Linked DNA regions of Homo sapiens: region 2 is linked to region 1. The links are chromatin contacts, found by Hi-C or POLR2A ChIA-PET in ENCODE. All regions are on one chromosome and are shown on one strand. Each heading gives the region's core, a stretch centred on a gene start or an enhancer-like site at or near the end of the contact. The rest is flanking DNA. Distances are from core to core; before and after follow the strand shown.

Region 1 (3,082 bases), core at 409-2,908:
TGGTCTTGATCTCCTGACCTTGTGATCCGCCCTCCTCGGCCTCCCAAAGTGCTGAGATTACAGGCGTGAGCCACTGCGCCCAGCCATGAGCAGCAGGGTTTTGAGAGGATTGACTTTTGTTGTTGCTGTTGTTGAGACAGGGTCTCTCCGTCACCCAGGCTGGAGTGCAGTGGCACAATCTCAGCTCGCTACAACCTCCGCCTCCCGAGTTCAAGCAATTCTTGTGCCTCAGCCTCCCAAGTAGCTGGGATTACAGGCGCCTCCACCATGTCTGGCTCATTTTTGTATTTTTAATAGAGACAGGCAGGGTTTCACCATGTTAGCCAGGCTGGTCTCAAATTCCTGACCTCAGGTGATTCACCCACCTCAGCCTCCCCAAGTGCTGGGATTACAGGCATGAGCCACCGCATCCAGCCTTTAAAAAAACAAAATTATTTATTTTTTATTGGGGGACGGTATGGGGTGGGGAGATAGGGTCTGGCTCTGTTGCCCAGGCTGGAGTGCAGAGGCACAATCTTGGCTCACTGCAACATCTGCCTCCCAGGCCCAAGCAGTCCTCCCACCTCAGCCTCCCGAGTAGCTGGGACTACAGGCGCATGCCACCATGCCCAGCTAATTTTTGTAATATTTTATAGAGATGGGGTCTTGCTATGTTGCCCAGCTTGGTCTCAAACTCGTGGGCTCAAGTGATCCTGGTCTTGAACTCCTGGGCTCAAGTGATCCTCCTGCCTCAGCATGAGAGGCTGTGGCAGAAGAACTGCTTGAACCCGGAAGGCAGAGGTTATAGTTAGCTGTGATCACACCCTGCACTCCAGCCTGGGCAACAGAGCAAAACTCTGCCTCAAAAAAAAAAAAAACTGTTTTAATTTGTCCCAGCCACCCCAGCCTTCATTAACCACCACCCTGATCAGTCAGCATCCATCAATACTGAGGCAAGACCTTCACCCAGCAAGATTTACAGCTTACTAAATGTTAAGATGATCAATCAGCATTTTTTAGCAATAATTTTTTTTTTTTTGAGACAGAGTCTGGCTCTGTCACCGAAGCTGGAGTGTGGTGGCACAATATTGGCTCACTGCAGCTTCTGCCTCCCAGGTTCAAGTGATCCTCCCACCTCAGCCTCCCAAATGGCTGGGATTACCGGCACACACCACCACCACGCCTGGTTAATTCTTACATCGTTTTGGTAGAGATGGAATCTTGCCATGTTGCCCACGCTGGTCTCATGGAGCTAAAGGGATCCACCTGCCTTAGCTTCCCCAAGTGCTGGGATGGAGCTACCCACCAGGCCACAATAAAGTATTTTTTTAATTAAGGTATATACATTGTTTCTTTAGACATAATGCTACTGCACACTTAACAGAATGGAGTGTAAACATAACTTTTTATCTACTGGGAAACCAAAAAATTAGTGACTCATTTTATCACAATATTCATTTTATCACAATGGTCTGAGGTATGCCTGTATTTTTTTTTCTTCTACCATGTGAACTATTCCAAAGATAACAGAAAAAAAGTACAGACTTACAGTAGCTGCCTAGCTTCTTGCCACGGTCTGGCACAACGGAAGTGCCATCATTCCTCCCTGGTTTTATTCAAGTACCCAATGCATTCCTCACTTGTCAAGGAAAGTAAACTCAACTGGAGCCACAGCAGCTTGTTGCCTGGTCTTCTTCCAGGACCAATGCAGCTTCTGTGCCAAAAATAGAACTTGAAAGGAAATACTGACTATAAAACAAAAGCAAACAAAATAGTGGCCTGTATGTCTTCTTGCTCTGCCAGAGTTGTTTTTAACAAAAGACTTAAAAGCCACCAGGTATGGTGGCTCATGACTGTAATCCCAATCCTTTGTGAGGCTGGAGGAACACTTGAGGACAGGAGTTCAAGACCAGCCTGGGCAACACAGAAAGACCCCATCTCTACAAAAAGAAAGTAAAATAATTGGCCTGGCACGGTGGCTCACACCTGTAATCCCAGCACTTTGGGAGGCCAAGGTGGGTGGATCACCTGAGGTCAGGAGTTGGAGACCAGCCTGGCCAACATGGTGAAACCCCGTCTCTACTAAAAATACAAAATATTGGCCGGGCACGGTAGCATGTACCTGTAATCCCAGCTACTTGTGAGGCTGAGGCAAGAGAATCACTTGAACCCAGGAGGCAGAGGTTGCAGTGAGCCAAGATCATGCCACTGCACTCCAGTCTGGGCAACAACAATGAAACTCAGTCTCAAAAAAGAAAGAAAAGAATTAGCCAGGTGTGATGACATGAACCTTTACTCCCAACTACTTGGGAGGTTGAGGTGAGAGGATCACTTGAGCCCAGGAGTTCGAGGTTGAGTGAGCTGTGATTGCACCACTGCACTGCACTCTAGCCTGGGCCAATAGTATAACATCCTAGCTCTTTAAAAAAAAAAAAGAAAGAAAGAAAAGTACTCAAATATTTTATGTTACATCAAACAAAACAAAGTACAACCGAGTGCAGTGGCTCACACCTGTAATCCTAGCACTTTGGGAGGCCGAGGCGGGGGGATCACAAGGTCAAGAGATCAAGACCATCCTGACCAACATGGCGAAACTCCATCTCTACTAAAAATACAAAAATTAGCTGGGTGTGGTGGTGCACACCTGTAGTCCCAGCTACTCGGGAGGCTGAGGCAGGAGAATCGCTTGAACCCAGGAGGCAGAGGTTGCAGTGAGCTAAGATCACATCACTGCACTCCAGCCTGGTGACAGAGCAAGACTCCGTCTCAAAATACATACATACATACATACATACATACATACATACATACATACATACATAGTACTATACCATGTAAACTGTTAGTACTAATAGTACTTTTTTAAATTTCTTCTTTTTCTTTTTTGACAGTCTTGCTATGTTGCCCAGGCTGGCTTCCAACTCCTGGGCTCAAGCAATCTTCCTGCCTCAGTCTCCCAAGTACTCAGGACTACAGGTACACGCCACTCTACCCAGCTATGCTTACTCTTTAAAAAGCACATTAGGGCTAGGCGCAGTGGCTCATGCCTGTAATCTCAACACTGTGGGTGGCCAAGGTGGGTTAACTGCATGAGCTCAGGATT
Region 2 (3,132 bases), core at 223-2,722, 39 kb before region 1:
GAGTTCCAACCAAATTCACTAGATTTCAAGCCTTTTGATCTCAGGATTCCTTTACCTCTTAAAAACTGGAAACCTGTAATAACTTCTGCTATGTGGGTTATGTCAGTATTCACCATATTAGAAATTAAAACTTAAGAAACATTCACCTTTTTTTTTTTTTTTTTTTTGGAGACAGGGTCTCAGCTCTGTCACCCAGGCTGGAGTGCAATGGTGTGATCACGGCTCACTGTAGCCTCGATCTGCTGGTCTGAAGTGATCCTCCCACCTCAGCCTCCCGAGTAGCTGGAACCACACGCATGTGCCACCATGCCCAGCTGATTTTTTTAATTTTTAGTACAGACCAGGTCTTGCTATGTTTCCCAGGCTGGTCTCCAACTCCTAGGCTCAAGCAATTCTCCCACCTCGGCCTCACAAAGTGTTGGAATTACAGGCATGAGCCACCAAGCCGGACTCATTCACTTTTTTGGTTTATTTGTTTTGTTTTGTTTTTTGAGATGGAGTTTTGCTCTTGTCACCCAGGCTGGGCTGGAGTGCAATGCCGCAATCTTGACTCACTGCAACCTCCACCTCCCCAGTTCGAGCGATTCTCCTGCCCCAGCCTCCCAAGTAGTTGGGATTACAGGTGCCCGCCACCATGCCCGGCTAATTTTTGTATTTTTAGTAGAGACAGGGTTTCACCATGTTGGCCAGGCTAGTCTCAAACTCCTGACCTCAGGTGATATACCTGCCTGGCCTCCTAAAGTGCTGGGATTACAGGCATGAGCCACTATACCTGGCCCTCATTCACTTTTTAAAGCCCATCATATATTAACATAAATAACAATTTTTGCAAAAAACAAAACTTCTGAAACAATGAGAATTATAAAATAATTAAAAACATATATTTGCATATAATTACCTGACTTAATAGAAAACAGTTATTTACTTCTGCATTCAATCCGGTGCAATGTTATCTTGATTTAAGGATATAAAGAAAATCTGGCCTCACAAAGACATGTACTTGTAAAAGGAAGGACTATTTTAATAAACTTTTATAAATAATTATGGATATTTCTTGATATTACACTAAAACAACTGGTAATTTCTTAAAGGTGAGTTTTATAGGAGAGAAAAAAATAATTTTTCCTCTACCCTATCTGAGTTCTAAGTTGGGTCAGACCCCTTAACAAAAGACAAATTAACAAGAGAAAATCAGAAATATAATAAATATATCTCATGTATCCATGAGAGATACCCAGAGAAATGAGTAAATCTTTTCATTTCTAAGAGGTGGCTTAGAATTCAGACTTAAATATCATCTTCAGCTGAAACAAATAAAGAAGGGCACAGGGGCTAGGGAGCAATAGTTATGGAGAGGTGACCAAGAAAAGCATGGTAAACAACAGTAAGGCTTGTTATACAGATTTAAGTCTATGCCTTCTCCATTAGTAAGTTTCTAGTGATTGAGTCATCCTTTTCCTGGTAATGAGGAAGACACCCTTACAAGGGAGATTTCCTTTATAGATATAAATTTTCCCTTACAAAAGGGTAACTTCTACTCTGTTTTCAGAACTTCTCCTGTGTCTGCTTCTCAAAATAATCCTTACACCAAACAGGCATATTTTAGGGTGGTATATTCTAGTCTCCTACAGTTGCAAAGTGGAATCTGAAACCATATAAATGAATTTTCATGCTGTCTCATTAAAATGCATTGGATCTAACTTGCACTCTGAACAGATCTTTAACCCATGCATCACTGTATAATCAAACACCGGGTCATTTAGATAATACTGGTTCACTGAGTTAAAGTAGATCTTTCAAATGCTGGTACATTTCATTACACAATTTTTTTAACCCACATTCATTAATGTCACCACCCATCTCATCAGGAAAGTAATAAAAGGCTGTTATGCTCATGGTGGCCGATTCAAGTTTACTTACTTATAATTTCACTTGAAGCTCAAATTTTATCACTGTCAACCAATACAGTCAGATGTTTTCCCTGTAGTGACAGGTTCACCTCACTCAATTTGAAGACAGTCTCCAAATAACCAAGACTCAATAGCCATGGTTTGTCACTCATCCAAGTAAAAATGGTGTTCCATGAAAAAAGTGGGTACTTCAGTTCACAACGCAAACTGCGCAAGTGCTTTTCCCGGAGACAGCCATCATACTTTGGCAGGCAGAAGTCTTTGTGCACATTTTCCATTCTCATCACACAGAACATTAAAACGACAGTACTTAAGGGTACAGTGAAAGGTACTTAAGGAAAAAAGGGAATGAGGGCCAGGTGTAGTGTTGCTGCTTCATCATGGACAATCCTCAGTGGAAAACTGATTTTTTTTTTTCTTTATGAGCTCCTGGCAGTGAAGAATGCAATGTCTACCTAGGAGCGGAGTCTGGCGCCACTGCCTTAATTCATGGTAAGGTGTCAGCAATTTTATGCATCACCGCATTTCCACCATCGGTGCAAACACCAACGGGATGAAAATAGCAAATAACACATTAGCATTATTATGAGAATAGTCTTAACCATGTAGAACCCTTAAAAGGTTCTCAGAGACTACCGGGAGTCCACGCACCACACGTTGAGAGCCACTATATTAGATTAAGGTTGGGGCTGAGAGCCTGAAACTGGGTCTGGCTTCTCCAAGATACCCCACGTTCATGTAATAAATGTTTTAGGGCCAGGAGCAGTGGCTCATGCCTATAATCCCAATACTTTGGGAGGCTACAGTAGAGGGTCACTTGCCAGAAGTTCAAGACCAGCCTGGGCAATGTGGCAGGACACTGTCTCTACAAAATACAAAAAAATTAGTCAGGGGTGGTGGTAAGTAAATAAAGCAAGTAAGCAGATAAGTAAGTAAATAAACAGATGCTTTAGTATCTACTATCTGCAGGCCTATATAAACAAGCCATGTTGTGAGATCAAAAGAACATGGAGACTTCCTGAAAGGATAACAGAGAAATGCTGCTATCAATCAACACCACCTTATCCCATTGCTCCAAATATAATAATGACAGATAAAATACGAATTTTGTATTAACTTCAAAAGACACAGTTACGCTCAAACATGACAAATATATTTGTGGACCATGACAGAGGGGAAATATAAAGCAATAAATTAATAACTCCATGAACCCAACTGAGCT

What was found. Hi-C counts contacts between places; a loop is a spot of excess contacts on that map. ChIA-PET counts read pairs that join two places held with the same protein, here RNA polymerase II (POLR2A). Pooled maps may share reads with other maps.
Region 2: a map of endothelial cell of umbilical vein shows a loop between it and region 1 (5-fold over the local background). The contact joins two enhancer-like sites. A Hi-C loop is called at or near these places in 16 of 168 maps with a recorded cell type or tissue (B cell, CD4-positive, alpha-beta memory T cell, K562 and 8 more), 2 of 37 single-sample maps with no recorded cell type and 14 of 50 pooled maps. POLR2A ChIA-PET finds 5 or more read pairs at or near these places in 20 of 52 experiments (A673, B cell, BJ and 14 more).

Annotation. Positions count from the first base shown.
Region 1 is chr20:47,566,732-47,569,813 of GRCh38, reverse strand. The region is part of intron 1 of NCOA3 (nuclear receptor coactivator 3); the gene reads right to left. Among named protein-coding and RNA genes, the nearest start is that of NCOA3, 66 kb to the right of the region's middle. Within about 2 kb of position 1,658, at least 11 of the 41 ENCODE cell types and tissues checked have a DNase peak (open chromatin) inside an H3K27ac peak, as active enhancers do.
Region 2 is chr20:47,605,676-47,608,807 of GRCh38, reverse strand. All of the region lies in intron 2 of NCOA3 (nuclear receptor coactivator 3), which reads right to left. Among named protein-coding and RNA genes, the nearest start is that of NCOA3, 110 kb to the right of the region's middle. Within about 2 kb of position 1,472, at least 2 of the 41 ENCODE cell types and tissues checked have a DNase peak (open chromatin) inside an H3K27ac peak, as active enhancers do.